Linked DNA regions of Homo sapiens: region 1 is linked to region 2. A link is a loop called in an ENCODE intact Hi-C map of the cell type or tissue named here. Cell type or tissue: PC-3. All regions are shown on one strand. Each heading gives the region's core, and the rest is flanking DNA. Links, peaks and the distances in the headings are about the cores only. Region 1 overlaps MNAT1 (MNAT1 component of CDK activating kinase). Region 2 holds the start of SIX1 (SIX homeobox 1).

Region 1 (8,589 bases), core at 318-8,317, 320 kb before region 2:
AGGGTTGGCTTGTGAAAAGTTGTTAAACAACATGCTAAATGTGAAATGTTAACCCTCTAAACTTTCCCTGTTCAGAGCATCAGATGAGGACTTCATTGGGTTTTATAGCGGCTGATTTTTGGTAGTCCATTGAAGAAGAGAGTTTGAAAGTTGTATACTGTTAATGACTGTCTGCCCATGTCCTGCCTGAAATACCATGATTGTTTATGGAAAGTATCTTTAATAAAGCTGGATACAGTTTGAAAGAAAAAAAAAAGTGTGGCAATTTGTTTTAGCTTGTTCTGTAAGTACCTACATAATATCCACGATTTTGCTTGTTACCCTGCAAAGCCTAAAATATTTACTATCTGGCCCTACAGAAAATGTTTAAGAACCCTAATCTAGATCATTAATTACAAATTCAAATGCCTTCAGAAGTCTGGCAGGTCATGTAAACAAATGAAGGCAATAAATGATAAGCAGTATAGGGATGTAATGAACTGGAACACTCATTCTTACTTAATTCAAATTGTTTTGAAACAGCCCAAGTATTGTACACTGATGTCCTAGGTTATAAAGTATGTGTACAAATGATGTTCTTATTTATACATGTAAAGTGGTAAGACTCTTGTCTCCATTTAGTTACTCTGGACAAAATATGCAATATGTAATTGTAAAGAAAACAGAACTAGATGTATCTATTAACGTTTTAACTTCCCCCTTTCAGAGTGGATAAGTGATTATTCATTATTTAAATCTAGGTCCACCCTAAACTTTCAGATGTGATACCTAGTAAATGAATTCCTGATGAATCTACTAGAAAATGACAGCTAGAAAGCTGGAAAGCTCATTAGATACAATTTTTAATTTTGTTAACTTTTTGACAGGTTTTCTACCACCTTAATTGGATTTTAAAATAATTATCTGACAACCTGTTGAGAGCCTAAAGACAACTTCTAAGAGAAGCATAGTTGAAATATTCATTGAATCAAATTAAGGAATACTAAGTAATCATGTATACTAACTATGATGTAAATGTATTCTGTACCATTAATATCTGCTTAAGAGGGAGTATAGTTATTAGTAAAATCATTTTCTACATCATGAATTTCTCAGAACTTCTCTTAGGACATCAACAAGATCATTTAGTTGATGTCATTTATATCTCATAAAAGATCTAGATACTTGATCTGTAGAACCTCCTGGAAGTCTTATGAAGTTCGACTACCAGGACTAGTTTTAGCACAGCAGTTGTTTGACAGTCATCTCTAGAGCATGGCTTCTGGAGTCTGGCTGCCTGAGTTCAAATCCCAGCTCTGCTATTTTTAAGTTATATGACTGTTGGCAACTTACCTAACCACTGTCTCAGCTTCCTCATCTGTTAAAATGGGGAAAATACTAGTAGAACTGTTTTGAGGATTACGTAATACACAAAGCATGAAGCAGTGCCTGGGACACAGGTAATACAGTAGTTGTTAATTATTACTTCTGTACTCATAAAATACTTGAAGACTTAACTCATGTAGATGAAAGATATGTACAGCCTTTGTCTCTAAGAGTAAATCACTTGGATGGTAGGGGATAAGCACATCAATTTAGAATATTTCTGTTGTTTGGTAAATTCAGTGAATTCACTAAACCTCAGTGAATTGTCACTAAGTTATTTTTCACCATTCCCTTTGATCAAATAAGGTCAGTTAACTTCTAAATTTGGCCTATTGAACAAAGTACAGCAATAGCAACTACAAAATATTTACAAATGTATAAAGGTTTTGGAATTTATTTGCCAAACCAGGTGCATGCAATTTCCACAATAAGGCAGGCTCAAAACAAGCCTTAAAAGCCTTTGATATGTTTTATTAATTAGTTCATTCTTTTTAAAATACATTTATAAAAGGTATGAGAACAAGCAGTAGTGTTTCTTTTCAAAAGACTGGATTCCTTATTTTTGCAATTGGCTGCTGCAAAGCCTTAACTCTACATTCAATGTTCTAACTATTCTTTGAACAGATTTATAGACTGTACTTAAAAACACTAATCCTCAGTTCGGGAATACCTAATAGATACAGGAATAGGATATGCAGTCTGGTAGAATGTAGATGGAACTGGACTTTGAAAAAAAAAACCTGCATTCTAATTCTGGCTTTTTACTAACTTGTGAATATGATCTTTGTCTACTCAATTATTTGATGCCTTGGTTTTCTCATTTAACAAAGATAGAAGTACAATAAAGATGAAGATGTATTGCTAAAATTAATTAATAACTGCTTAGTAAAATAAGATGGAGTTGTTACAGATGGATAGTCCATCCTAATGTAACCACAAGTCTTGTTTCACCTAAGTTTCTACCCATAAAACTAACATCTGTTGTAATAGAGATTTGATAGGAAATCCCTTAATTTCCTTAAGAAACTATATCCCATATCCAATGCTCTATGTAACAGACTCATACAAGGTTGAGATGCTGCAATATCATCCTATTCATATCTAAACTCTTTAAGCAAAACCCTGGTAATAAAAGCCTTTGAAGTTTCAACAAAAAAACTGTATCAGTATACAATTTATACATAGGGAACTGTACTTAAAATGTACCTTCTCCAGTCTCCAAAGGATTCATCATAAAATGAGCTTACATTGGAGGTGAAAGGTATCATTTAAGTATTAAATTTTATTAACTTCTTTGAATGTGTCACTAAAGCAGGTTAATGCTGGGTTTTGTTTTATCCTGAGTGTGGCTCACAGCTGGGAACTATAACACCTTGATCAAGGTTTGCCTCATTTTCCACTGCTTAAAACAGGCATTGAGTCCTTAGTATTGAGGGAATGACATTATCATGGGTCAGGTTTTTCTTGCCATAACTTGGTCAAAGGAAATATATCCACTTGTCTGGACTAGTATTAACAAGACATTAGGAAAAAGGGGAACATTTTATGAGAAGAAATAATAGACTTGGATATTAACAGTAAATGTTGTAATCAAAATGGTATTTAAAATGTGTTCAAGTAAAACACTGTAATAAGAGAAAAACCACAGAACTTAATATAAATTATAGCTTTATTTTTTAAAAAGATTTTATAAGTCTGTCACAACCTCAAACACATATAGGTGAATTATTTATTCCTCTCTTCCATCAGATGAGGCTTATCGTGTCAAATCCTCTGAAAAATATAAGTAAAAATTATTTTTCACAAATATATATCCCCTATATTACTCAACTTAGTTCTGAAATTTTCTCCTTATAAATACTTTAACACAGCTGCTAGTGGAAGGACTGTGTTGTGCAGCTGCACATAGCTATAATTTTATAAGTCTGCTTTACTTTTGCTAGCTCCCTGGTTCAGCTCCAAGGTCCAAATCTTATAAATGGTTAACTGGGCTGCCAGAAAAGCCCACTGAATGCATCCTGTAGTGCTCTGTGACAAGCAAGAGAAGAAGTATAGCCTCCAGCAAGGTCCTGTGGTGAGGCAGCTCTGACATGGTTTAAATACCTAAAACAAAACAAGAAGTGTAGCATTGATATACAAAGCAAATATAAATAGGTAACATTTTAAAAAGCAATAGTAAAACTGATTCAAGTTTTAAAGAGGAATTCCGAGATTGAAATATTCAGACTTTTATTATAAATAGATTATTATCTTTCAAAAGGAAACATACCAACTGTACATGGAGTGCCTAAACTAGTATTAAATTACATAGCAAATTACCACGGGGTCTAAAAACAGTTCTGAAAGAGGTTTCAAAAATAATTCTAAAATATTCACTGCTTCACGATTTTCAGAGCTGATTTGTTTTGTTGGCTGTTTTTTGGACACCTAACTAATGCTCTCCTTCCTGGCATATGCTTAAGAAATACACAGTATCACAATACTATTATAGTACTGATATTTCTACATAAATTTGTTTTAAAGCAAACCCTCAATAGCTAAACAAATGGAAGAGGGGAGAAAACGTATGAGTTACTTCAAAAGTACTTTAATATTCCAAGAATATATTGTCTCATTCCTTGCAGGAAAGGAAACATTAGAAAATTACATGTTGAAGAAATCTCTGAGACTGAGCCTGAGTTCAAAATAATGTCTGAAAAAGTAAATACAGAAAAGTCTCATTGATCTCAACAATATAACAGTACAATTTTTTTCTGCAACCACACAGTTTTTTTAAAGCAATTAAACATTTATATCTTGACAAAAATAGACAAAACAGGCCTAAAAAACATTGGACAATCTAGCCAAAGAAGGGCAACTTAGCATGACTACTAACACTTCTGGAAACAAATAATTCCAGCTTTCTTTTAATGCTTAGTTTAAGAAACTAACTTGTTTCTTCAGGAAGTAAAGGAGCTTCACCCACCTTAGAATTACTGGTATGGCAAATGAATAAATCAGGTACCAGAACATTTTAATAACTTGGAACCTTTTTCACTCATTCATTCAAACTTCCTGTGTGTCAAAATCTTAATGCATGAGCAACTTATAACTTCTAACATAACAAGTCTGTTTTTCATCTGTATCCATGTTTAATAAACCTGTGTAGCTAAAACATATAGAGCAATATAAGAGTCCAGTAGAAAAAATGGGTCAAGGTAGGATGCAGCTAAGTTCCTGGAATTAGCTATAATTTATTCACATTGCCACAAATCAAGGTTTTAACTCAATTATTTGCTTCTCTGCCAAGGGCGAAAGGGGAAAGCGGAAGGAAGAAGAGAATATTTATTGAACAAAAACAAAAACATTTTTGATAGTATTTTATAGCCATAAAACATATCTCAGATATGTTTTATGTAGAATACTAATGTACTATATGTTACTATATATAATTATATACATAAGATACTAATATAGTCAGTGTAATATAAAAATATAAATAGAAAAAGGATGAAATAAAAATATTTAAATAAAAGTTCTGGCTGGGTACAGTGGCTCACACCTGTAACCCAGCACTTTGGAAGGCCAAGGTGGGCGGATCATCTGAAGTCAGAAGTTCAAGACCAGCCTGGCCAATATGGCAAAACCCCATCTCTACTAAAAATACAAAAACTTGGCTGGGCGTGGTGGCACATGCCTGTAATCCCAGCTACCCAGGAGGATGAGGCAGGAGAATCACTTGAACCCAGGAGGTGGAGGTTGCAGTGAGCCGAGATTTCGCCACTGCACTCCAGCCTGGGTGACACAGCGAGACTCCATCTCTAAATAAATTAATGAATGAATGTTTTAATATTTTCTCCATATACTGTATCTTACATATCCTCATGGGACACATCCCACTTTAGAGACTACTATTATTAATTAGTCATTGTTGTCTGGGTGTGGTGGCGCACACCTGTGAGCCCAGCACTCTGGGAAGCCGAGGCAGGTGGATCACCTGAGGACAGGAGTTTCAGACCAGCCTGGCCAACATGGTGAAACCCCGTCTCTACTAAAAATAGAAAAAGTAGCCAGGCACAGTGGCAGGTGCCTGTAATCCAGCTACTTGGGAGGCAAGAGAATCACTTCAGTCCATGAGGCAGAGGTTGCAGTGAGCGGAGATCGCACCACTGCACTCCAGCCTGGGCAACAGAGTGAGACCCTGTTTAAAAAAAAAAAAGAAAAATAGTCGTTGTTAAACTCTTGATAGAACCTTAGGTCGCATAGGATTGAAATAGGGATTCACCACACCTACCCCATGGCCATAAAGTTATCTGCTTATTACTTTCCAAGACACAATAAAGTATCAACTGTTAAGATTCTGATGCATGAGAAATGAAGTAAATGTTAAGTTACCTCAGAAAGGTCTAAAAATTAACCTGGCTTCACAGGGAATTCAATAACTATCATACAAATAATAAGTGAGTAATATTTTTATAGGTAACTTGGAAATGAAATGTTCCATTCCTGATACAAGTTTCCAGCTAATTTTTATCCGCACACCAGATGATAATGTATCACCCTTTCCTTTCCTCAGATCCTCAAAAGAAAAGCATAGTCTTAGCTTCAATAGATGTTCACTTATGGTAAAATTCAAGCACCACAGTAGAATGTTTGTCAACCTTGAAAAGCCAAACATCATAAATGAGAATTGGTTTTCATAGCTGTAATACAAACCACTGTGCAACTAACTGTTTTGATTCATCACATTTTGGTACAGCTTGCTTCTGGGAAAGTTGAGTCATACCATATCTGGCTTGGCAATTTGAGCATAAACTTGCAGTGTGCATACAGCTTTTTATATGTTATCCTGAGAAACCTGAAACAGCTGCACTGCTGGCAGGAAAACAGAGGACCACCAGTAAAATATTCAAAACAGTTGCATCTTTTAATTTATGGCCATGTTTCCATAAAGAGTATATAAAACAGTTCAGCTTTATAGGTAAAATGTTATAAACAGTCATACTCCTTGATGCCATAAATGTGTAAAAAAAGTTTTATCTAAATGATTAGTGCTTGAAAATAGTATTTCTTGAACATAGTCATAATCCAGAGTAATGAGCAAATTTTTAAATTTGACTTATTAATGCTAAGTTGTACAATTCTCACTGCCAAAACCAAGTCAATTAAAATTTCTTTGCATAGCACTGAAGAAAATGCCCTTCCCTTCTAGCAATCATTTACATTAAACATGTCTGTGAGTATGAGTCGTTGAGAGTCCTGCTTATTTACTTTGCTGTTTTTGATCTCTAGGGCTGCACAAAACTGTTACTGTGAAGTATTTCAAACTATTTTCACCACGGCAACCTACATTAATGCCAATAAAAAATAAAACAAAGTTCATTTTTGTTATTCAATTGTGGGCTTTTATTTTTTAAGTATCTTAATGTTCTTAAAACCTTTAATTATTGTAGCATGTCGAAGTATTTTAAAGAATCTGCCACATTGAAACAGCACAATGAAAATTTAGTGTTTTCTGTACTTTTCTACCTTAATCCACATCTGTGTTTTTATTCTTTCATGACCATTACAAGTACATCACTGAACAGGATTCCTGGGGTTTCTGGCAGAAGTCAGTATCATTTCATGTATACCTTTATAAAACAGAATGAGGAAGAAGTCTTAGCCAAATTTACTTCCAAAAGTCAAGCTCAGTTGGGTTTGGGAGCCTGGAGGTAATTGCTCTGACTATTTAGCCAATCCCATGACACTATTCCTGTTTTTCATGGGTTTATTTTAAATATGTGTAAATCGTATAAGCAGAAACCAGGAAAGTAAAAACGAGGTTTGCTTATTTTGGTACCTATACCTTATTTTTACTGAAAGCAGACTAAACTCAAAGACTTAAAAAATCATACCTTTGATTATTTTCTTAATAAGGTCAAAAAAAGTATGTTTTTGAAAGCATGTCTAAGATAATTCTTGTACAAAGGACATCTTATGCCCTAATTTATGCTCTGTCTAAAGCTGCCTTCCTATCCCATCAAAATCCCTTTCAAACAGACCTTGGAGAAGAGGGAGGGAAAAGGAGCAATGGATCCTGAGAAGGGCGTAAGATACGATTAAGCATTAGAAAACCACACTTGAAGGTTTGTTCCTGAACTTTGGTTTCCTACACTGTCATTTTCTTGTGTTATATTTTGCAGCTTTTGCTCCCAAAGAAAGTGGAATAATTTACACTTAGCTTCAGAAAGACTTCAGTTTCTTAGTTCTTTAACATAGGAGTGCTTCTGAGATTACTCTTTTCCTATTTCCCTTCCTTTAAAAGCACTATATTGACCATCTGGCTGAAGTCTTGGACTCAGCTCGTTTTAGTGCTACTTAACAATGCTTTGAGTTCTCAGCTAGGGGCAGAGGGCAGGGCTTGTCACTCAAGACCAAGAGGCAAGCACTCTTCCTGTCCAGTCATAATATGTTTGTGACAATCCTTAAAGCACACTGGCTTGGAATTAATATTGAAATGAAATGTAAAGTTCATATTAGTTTCCTCCACCTCAAATTACCGGGCCCTATGGAGAGTTAAAAACTTGGATTGGTTCAAACTAAGAAAGGTAGTGAACTCTAGAGACTAAGACTTTCTTTTTACAAGGTGGCCCGTTTTTTTAGTCTTCATTTAAAGCCATCATGCATTAAACAGACCATTTCCAAACAGATCTGTGTCCTAGCCCACAAAATTCAAATCTAACTGCCATTAAGAGAGATCAGCCAGCTGATCTCAGCTATCAAGACCCACAGCTCTTGTAGGAAGTTCAGCCAAAGCTATAAAGATTTACATTAACAACCTGAAGCCTACCTCAGTGAGATTTAAAAACAACCAGAGCAACAGTGCGCTCACACAACTATCACTAAAAAGCAAAACCATTCTGAAAACTAGTTAATGGTTAGGTGTCTTAAACTAAGCACAGTACCAGAATAATAGACAAACTGTTTATAGAGTGGTAACCATATATTCTAAGATAAATGAGAAAAGACACTACATGTCAGAAATACTATTCATAATTCTGAGGGCAGCTTGGTTATAAAAATACATGGCCGGCTGGGTGTGGTGGCTCATGCCTGTAATCCCAGCACTTTGGGAGGGCGAGGTGGGCAGATCACGAGGTCAGGAGTTCCAGACCAGCCTGACCAACATGGTGAAAACCCGAATCTACTAAAAATACAAAAATTAGCCGGGCGTGGTGGCACGCACCTGTAATCCCAGCTACT
Region 2 (8,589 bases), core at 312-8,311:
GCCCTCCCTTTCCAAATATTTGTAGGTAGAGTAGAATCCTCACCGTCGTTCTGGATGGTGAAAGAATTCCAAGAAAGCGGCCCGGGAGCCCCTAACTATCTTGCTACAAGCCAGAAGGGAAACAAGTGGGTCCCAGCTAGGGGTGTTTGCATCAAGGCCTGTCAACCCAGCCGAGAAACCCTAGCAACAGCTAATGCTGTCCCACTGAATGCTTTTTCATCGACTAAAGCGCACGCGGCCGTTACCTGCACAGAGGAGGCACTGGAGAGCCGAAACCTGGCATCGGGCGCTCCTTGCCAGCGGTGTTCCCTCCCGAGCCGCGCTGCAGCGAGGGCAGCAGCCGGCTGGCTAGAGTTGCTCATTTCCTTTAAATCTCCAACGCATCTCTGCTTTTCGTGCGATTTGCATTGACAGCAAAGGTTTTATGTTACGAGAACAACTCAAACCTTTCTGTGTGCGATTTAAAATGGATCATTTAGTTTAGGTGGTTTGTAAATTCATGTCATTTTACCTCTTTCAGCGGTTTTCAGTGAAAGGTTCCATTTTGGGAAACCTTATATATCCGAGCCAATAATTAACATTTATAACAATTGGTTCCCCTAACCGAGGGATCGAAATAGCAGGTAGACTCCTTGGTATAAAGCGCATAGCACTTTCCCTTTCCAGTTACGCGATCTATTGGATTAAGCGGGAGGAAAAATGTTGGCCGGCCCAGTCACGGCCTCCGAGGAAGAGCACCTCTTTTCTGCCCGGGTTCCCGCAATCACACCTTCTACACGTCGTCTTCCCAGATGACGGCAATGTAGTACGTCCTGGTTCCTTTTGAAGACAGATAAAAAGAAATGGGCAGGTAGGTCTGGAGGAAGCCGGGAAAAAAAGGTGGTCCTATTTGTGTCTAATTGCCATCTCTGCTGTCATCCTCTGTAAATTTATACCTGCCCTTATTTGTGCAGGCTATGCCTCATTTCCTTATACAAAATTGTTAATTACAAAGCACACCCCATACTCAACATACTGTTTGTCTTTTAAGAGACGTGGTTGTGCTTAAAGACCCTCCCCCCATTGTAATTGTGCGCACTTGCTCCAGACTTTAGGGTATTAACTGATTTTTAGAGCCGGGTTTAAGCCTCCGTTCCGGTCCTCACACAGCTGCCATGTCAATAAGGACTGTTTCAAGCAGAGGCATTCCTTCTGGGAGGGCACTGCAGCTCCTTAAGACTTCATGTGAAACATCATAAGCACTAAAATAAGACAGTGAGGGGAAATTACCAGACATGGCTCTGGGTTTAGCAGTGCCAGGCTTCCAGTTTAGAAAGTCATTGGGCATACTATATGGCAGAGGCTCTTTTGAAAGCATGCACACCTATTAAATGCATTTTTTTAAAAAAAAAGCCTAAGGTAATGAAATATCAGCATCTGCTTCCAAGATCTAATTGCATGGAATAAGCAAGAGTTTCAAGGATGCAGAAAACATTATGTTCAGCAGAGAAGCAGCTTCCTGTCTACTTGGAATCTCCCATGTGGCAGCCCTGAGGTGGGAACCCTTTATGAGTTTAGAATGTATGTTGCAGGGTGCACTGTACTGGGTGCATCATTTTAAAACCATATTAATAATAAAAGAGGAAACCAAGACATGCTTCTCCTTCTCCCACTTGCATCTCAATATGCAAAAGGTTCTGTAGTGCTGGGCTCTTTGGCTAAAGGAATCAAAACATATTTGAAGAAGACAAGCCAGTTTAAGGAGCCTACAGTTTGTTCTTCACCACTCACTAAGAGGGCACATTGAAATCAAAAGCATTTTTGAAGTGTACTTAGAATTCTGTTTTGAACTTATCTAATCAGAGATAAGTATAGTCATAAAGTCACTCTCCTTCCACCATTTGGCTTCCCTTATCTCCACGCATTGTTCTTATCTCCTGCTAGTCTCAGCTACTGACAATAGATTATCTTTGTTTAGAGAGGCTAATTGTTTTCAAAATCCTTTTAATTATTGCTTTGGAACTAGGTGTGCAAATGAGGCTTAAGATAATTACAACTTCACTTGTTTGTGCAGTTTTACTAAGCATTCTCCACACATAAACAAAACAGCAGATGATGGGACTTAAATTGCAGTGCATCTCTCATTCCCTGGCAGCAAAATAGGCCAGCATTGCAACACACACACACACACACATACACACACACACACACACACACACACCTCTTTATTTAATCTTCTTGGAGCCGCTGTCGTTCTCGCTTTGAGGGCAGTGTCCCTCTCAGAGCAGGGTAAGGATTATATTACAACCGGACGGTTATTGGAGCCGGGCACAGTTTTATTTAATTTACACCACATCCAGCGCCTTTCGTACGAGGTTCCCAAAGCATTTTTGCTAATAGCAAGTAAAGCCTCTCGGCATTCCTCAGTAGCAGAGGTGGCACTGCAAAACACAACCGCACAGATGGGGAAATTGAGTCCAGAAGCTTCAGGAACCTGCTGGTTTCAATCGCAGAACATTAAGATACCAAATCACAAATGAACGCTCGGAGTCTCTAGGTGCTCAGCAAGTATGCTCTAAACAGCTCTCTGCCTGGTCTCAAATCATGGAGGTCTTTTGTGAACGAGGGAAACGCTGTCCGACTGGGAGTACTTGTGCCCTTTGGAGGGTGGTGTGCAGCAGTGGGGGGAGGACAGTGGTAGTTGGTGGGGGGAGGGAGGAGGAAATAGGGTTGGACTCCTCGAGCTGAAGCCAACCCGAAGCCACTCTTCCAGAGGCTGCATGCGCGGACCCTGGTCTGCTCTTGAATTATTTATCGCGTTCCATAAGCTATTCATCAATCCATTATTTATTCATTCCAACATTAAAGTAATTAAATATGAGCTCACCGGGAGAGGGCAAGTCTGCAAGGGATGAGGACAAGAGTACGGAGGGAGAGGGGAGGAATTAAGGTTTGGAGTCATTGATTTGTGCGGAGTTGTGCGCGACTCCCCTTAGGTGATACTGGCGACGGGTCCCGCGTTGCAGGGTCCTGACGCGCTCACCCACTCCCTACCTCCCCACACCTCCGCAGCGCAGCTCCCTCAGACCCCAACTGGCTTCCCACCTTTCCTCTTCCTTCTCCTCCCACCACTCCCTACCCGCGCAGCCCCGGCAACACCCCCAACCCCCAGCTCCGCAGCCTCGCCCTCCCCGCTCTGGGCGGTGCGGCCTCTCTGCCCAGCCGGGCGGCGCGCTGGCTGGCCAGCCCCGGATAGGCGCCGCCGGCAGCCAATCAGCGTGCCGGGGACGCTGCGCGCTTTAAGGCCGCTGCGGGGAGAACAGAAACCAAGTTCCCCGGCAACTAGCAGCATCCACCGGGCGGGAGGTCGGAGGCAGCAAGGCCTTAAAGGCTACTGAGTGCGCCGGCCGTTCCGTGTCCAGAACCTCCCCTACTCCTCCGCCTTCTCTTCCTTGGCCGCCCACCGCCAAGTTCCGACTCCGGTTTTCGCCTTTGCAAAGCCTAAGGAGGAGGTTAGGAACAGCCGCGCCCCCCTCCCTGCGGCCGCCGCCCCCTGCCTCTCGGCTCTGCTCCCTGCCGCGTGCGCCTGGGCCGTGCGCCCCGGCAGGCCCCAGCCATGTCGATGCTGCCGTCGTTTGGCTTTACGCAGGAGCAAGTGGCGTGCGTGTGCGAGGTTCTGCAGCAAGGCGGAAACCTGGAGCGCCTGGGCAGGTTCCTGTGGTCACTGCCCGCCTGCGACCACCTGCACAAGAACGAGAGCGTACTCAAGGCCAAGGCGGTGGTCGCCTTCCACCGCGGCAACTTCCGTGAGCTCTACAAGATCCTGGAGAGCCACCAGTTCTCGCCTCACAACCACCCCAAACTGCAGCAACTGTGGCTGAAGGCGCATTACGTGGAGGCCGAGAAGCTGCGCGGCCGACCCCTGGGCGCCGTGGGCAAATATCGGGTGCGCCGAAAATTTCCACTGCCGCGCACCATCTGGGACGGCGAGGAGACCAGCTACTGCTTCAAGGAGAAGTCGAGGGGTGTCCTGCGGGAGTGGTACGCGCACAATCCCTACCCATCGCCGCGTGAGAAGCGGGAGCTGGCCGAGGCCACCGGCCTCACCACCACCCAGGTCAGCAACTGGTTTAAGAACCGGAGGCAAAGAGACCGGGCCGCGGAGGCCAAGGAAAGGTACGCGGCGTGCTTCCCGCGACTCGGGCGACCCTAGGAAGCCGTCCTTTCTCCTCCGCCCCCTCCCGCCCCCGCAGGCACCAGCCACCAAGTCCTCCCCGCCGGCCGGAGCCCGTCCACGGGGCGGCGCGCAGGCCCTCCGCGGCGCTGCAGCGAAAGTTCATGAACTCTGAGGTTCCTTGCTAAGGATGGGGCCTCATTTGCTTTGAGCACCCGCGCGTGGGTTTCTCTGGGATGTGAGTGTCGGGAAATATTGGCGCTAGATTTGGTCTTTATGCCTCCCTGGCTGGCCGCGGCTATGAGTGGTGGGTGGAGAGTGAGTTTCTAAATCAACGGGCAGTGAAATGTTGATTGGTGTCGCAAGGAAAGGGGTTTGGTGGGAGCTGAGGTTCGCGAACCTCTCTCCTCTTGCTCCCCAGAGGGGTGAAGCTGGCCTGAGACATTGGCTCTGCCCCCACTCCCGCCTGGTTCTCCACAGCTCTCTCTTGATAGTCTTTTGGTTTAGAGGTAGCCTGCTTCATTTCTCACTAGCTGGACAAATGGAGGAGACTTTTAAAGATACAACAAAAAGAGAGCTTTGGGGAGAGTTGGCGCTGCATTTACTCCCCGGCGCCCCAAATTAAGAAAGGGTTGATCCTCGCCGTGCTCGCTCGCGCGTGGCCCGGCACTGCAGCCCGTCGGTCTGGCTGACCGCGCCGCATGCCCAGACGAGGAAAGGGTCTCCAGTCGCAGCCCTCTCTCGCACTGGAGCTCACAAGGCAATATTTTAAAAATTGGTCTCTACTTTCCCCCACCTCGGGGCAACACCTTCGGCCACCTGGGCAGGCTCCTTCTGTTCTCTATAGCGTTTCGGACAGAGATTCAGAAGGACGGTGGGGAGGTGGCTGTGGCGGGGAGAGCGCTCCGCGAAGCCAAAGAGTTTGGGGGAAAACCTGAGCGCAGGGGCCGGTTAGGTTTTCCTTTGTTCGCTTCCAAGACTAGGGGCCGAAGATCTTGCTCCCTTTCTTGTCTTGGTGGAAAACCAGAGCCAGGATAAATTCTGCTGAAATGGGCTTGTCGGGAGACAGAGACTGTGAGGATAAGGGGAAAGAAAGGAGACAGACAGGCGCTAGGAGTCGGGAGGACTGACGAGCACTCGGAAGGCGGAAGCGGCGAGGGAAGCGAAATCCTGAAGTTAACCGGTACCGAGTGCCCGGACTGACGCCCCAGCGCGCCGCGCCCGCTGGCAGCCTGTGCGGGGCGGCGAAGTTTCCCCTGCCCAGAAAGGATGGGTTGGGGTGGGTGTTGGTAGGAAGTTTGAGAGGGGGACACGAGGGGCTGAAGAGTTAGCAAGTAACACAGGAACAGGGATTGTATGGTTGCAGTTAGCCTTTAGTTACAAAACGGCCGTCCTATAAGCCAGGCCCGAGGGCCGACTCCAGATGAAATCAGAGACTGGCTGCGCTCCCTGTGTTTACTCAGGTCACTGGGCCGCGCTGGGCACCACTTCCCATGACCTGTTCTGTGTCTGCAAAACCACCAACTCTGGGCTGGGGCAGGAAAACGGGATGTTTAATTGTCTCCTCATATGCGAACAAGGCAATGGACTTGATTCACCCCAAACATTTGTGCATTGGACTCTGTCCTCTATCATTTCTTTATCACCAATATCTATTTATTGAAAGATTTTCAGTTACATTTAAATATGTTGCTAGTTTATATGTATTTAAATGTAACTGCTTGAACAAAATTTAAAACATATATTTTGTATGTTTCAAATAAATCCTGCTAATCTATCACTTTCTGAAATCTGGAAGAGAAAAGGACCTGGCTCCTAACAGGAGGCTCTGTCCGTAGCTCTCCATTTCTCCAGGTTCCTCTGACTCCTCACCTCCCCCATTACCCTTGGGGATGGGTGGAAGGGTAGAGCTCCTCCATTTGGGTTGGTGACAGATTGCACAATGGCCCTTTCCTCCTTCCAGCTCCCCTCCCTCCATCTCACACTTTTTTTTTAACCTACTTTTTTTTTTTTTTTTTTTTTTTAACCATATGGTGTTGTCCTCTATTTCTTAGGGAGAACACCGAAAACAATAACTCCTCCTCCAACAAGCAGAACCAACTCTCTCCTCTGGAAGGGGGCAAGCCGCTCATGTCCAGCTCAGAAGAGGAATTCTCACCTCCCCAAAGTCCAGACCAGAACTCGGTCCTTCTGCTGCAGGGCAATATGGGCCACGCCAGGAGCTCAAACTATTCTCTCCCGGGCTTAACAGCCTCGCAGCCCAGTCACGGCCTGCAGACCCACCAGCATCAGCTCCAAGACTCTCTGCTCGGCCCCCTCACCTCCAGTCTGGTGGACTTGGGGTCCTAAGTGGGGAGGGACTGGGGCCTCGAAGGGATTCCTGGAGCAGCAACCACTGCAGCGACTAGGGACACTTGTAAATAGAAATCAGGAACATTTTTGCAGCTTGTTTCTGGAGTTGTTTGCGCATAAAGGAATGGTGGACTTTCACAAATATCTTTTTAAAAATCAAAACCAACAGCGATCTCAAGCTTAATCTCCTCTTCTCTCCAACTCTTTCCACTTTTGCATTTTCCTTCCCAATGCAGAGATCAGGGAAAAAAAAAAAAAAAAACCCAAACAAACAAAAGCACCCAGGCACCCAGTCTGAGTTCTGGGCAACTGATACGCCTGTTTCAGCAGCCTTTCTTTTTTTTCAATGAATGGGAATTGCAAATCAACTGGATTTTCATTATTTCCTTTTAATTTATATATGGAGAAATGTGAAGAGGGAAAGGAAATGGAAAGAGAAAGAGAAAGGGAGATAAAAATAGTGAAAATAAGAGCCTCCAGGCTCAGAAGAACTGATTACATTCTTAAGGTGAACAGGAAAAATACAATCTATAACTTTCTTTGATGAGGAAAAATTAAGTTTACATTTTTCATATTTAGTGTTAAACAATTTAATGTAGATTAAAATAAAAGACCAGTATTAGGAGGAAAAAACAAGTGCCTAAATGTCTTAATGCTCTCTATGTGAGACAGAAATAGACGTGACCATTAGTAATGCAACTATTTTTGTCAAATTTAGTGGGATTTTTTGGTTGTTGTTTGTTTTCTTGGGTTTTTTTTTTTTAAATGACAAACTCTAAAAATGTACCAATGTGAAAAAACACTTTCCTGAATGCCATTACTCATGCCCTCAAAGCTTTCATATCTGTAGCCTACTCCTGTAAAGGGTTTCTCCTGTTTCTAGTTTCTAGTTTGCAAAGGTATGCCAACGAATCTGGCAACCTGGTATTTGTTACTAAAACAGCATGTGTTTTCAGGTTTCTTTTCTATTGTACCTAAAGCAGTCTAAATTAAAACTTAGTAGAACACCAGGAGTATGATTCTGTTTCTGAAAGGTGAGTGGTGTATTGCTGTCATTGGGCCCTATTTTTTTTTTTAAATATATTTTTCTTTCTTACTTAATGGTGGCTGTGAATTGCAGGGTACTTTGAAGGCCATCATCTGAACCAAGAGTAGTAACTAGATTAATTATATGACAGAAAGAGTGAATTTAGCCTTGGGGTATTTATTAACTTCTATTATTTAGATATGCAATTTTGTTTACCACTATCTCTTCACAGCATTCATATGTTAACTAAGCTCTTTTGTGTTAACAAGTTTATGACAAGACTGTGAAAGTAAAAATAATTTATCTGCTTGAAGACAAAAAAGGGAAGGAGAACAAGGATAGAAACATTGTGAATTAATTTGTACAAATAGAAAGCAGACCAGCAGGACAGGAGCTCTTTTGCAGTGCTGCCGGATGGTGTCTAGAAAAATCCCAGTAATCATGTAGGCTCCATATTATTTTTGCCTGGGGCAAAATGATGTATCTTCTGTATTTAGCTTTTAAAATTAGTGAAACAAATGGCATTATTTATTAAAATTCTACTCAGGATAACAGGATTGGCTTGCTTGTGCTTTGTAAAATATTGTTCCCCAGGGAGAATCTATTTATTTTCTGACATGACAGTTTCATAATTTTGATTTTTTCCCATCTATAATTGTCACCATTAATATATTATTTCTTTCTTACTCTTTCCTATTTCTGTTCTGGTCTAGAAAACTGAGGTGTGCTTGGGGAAATCAAGGCCTTATTTTTTAAAACTGTCAAATAGCTTTGAGTTCCAGGGAGAAATGGTCACTGTACTTAACTGTACACACTTTTACTTATAAAGTCGTTTTTCCCCCTCAGTGATGGACAGATGTGCACACAGCCACTCAGAGACCATCATTTGGTTTGGGAGCTCAGGGTCCCAATCTCCCTTGTTAGTGTTTTGGATCATTAAGTCGGTGTTTATTTAAGTCACTAGGGTGTTTATTCTCCCTGTCTTGGGCCACGGAGAAATGCCACCCTCTGCAGGAGGGGCTCTCACAGGGAATCTCCTCACATTCTTCACATTCAC

Evidence for each region. Hi-C counts contacts between places; a loop is a spot of excess contacts. Peaks named below come from ENCODE experiments on the same cell type or tissue, not always from the same donor. Only the 100,000 strongest peaks of a DNase experiment are listed, where the experiment ranks them.
Region 1: it touches region 2 in a loop (2.5-fold over the local background); 2 of 110 quality-filtered maps call a loop at or near these places.

Annotation. Positions count from the first base shown.
Region 1 is chr14:60,963,108-60,971,696 of GRCh38, reverse strand. MNAT1 (MNAT1 component of CDK activating kinase) reads right to left here. Exons shown (of 8, transcript NM_002431.4): 8 at 1,732-3,468. The coding sequence ends at 3,348. It overlaps TRMT5 (tRNA methyltransferase 5), which reads left to right. Exons shown (of 5, transcript NM_020810.3): 5 at 1-256. Among named protein-coding and RNA genes, the nearest start is that of TRMT5, 14 kb to the left of the region's middle. In PC-3, for the core only: no CTCF peak of the experiment used is centred there; no DNase peak of the experiment used is centred there; H3K27ac peaks cover 467 bases.
Region 2 is chr14:60,644,196-60,652,784 of GRCh38, reverse strand. SIX1 (SIX homeobox 1) reads left to right here and starts at 3,308. Exons shown (of 2, transcript NM_005982.4): 1 at 3,308-4,155; 2 at 6,208-8,589. The coding sequence starts at 3,596. The coding sequence ends at 6,502. MIR9718 (microRNA 9718) reads right to left here and starts at 4,137; the gene lies at 4,074-4,137. RefSeq lists enhancers at 1-472, 3,402-4,022, 4,023-4,644, 4,645-5,266, 5,267-5,889 and 1 more and a silencer at 3,152-3,391. In PC-3, for the core only: a CTCF peak has its summit at 4,292; DNase peaks (open chromatin) are centred at 2,474, 3,284, 5,304 and 5,624; H3K4me3 peaks cover 5,182 bases; H3K27ac peaks cover 1,838 bases.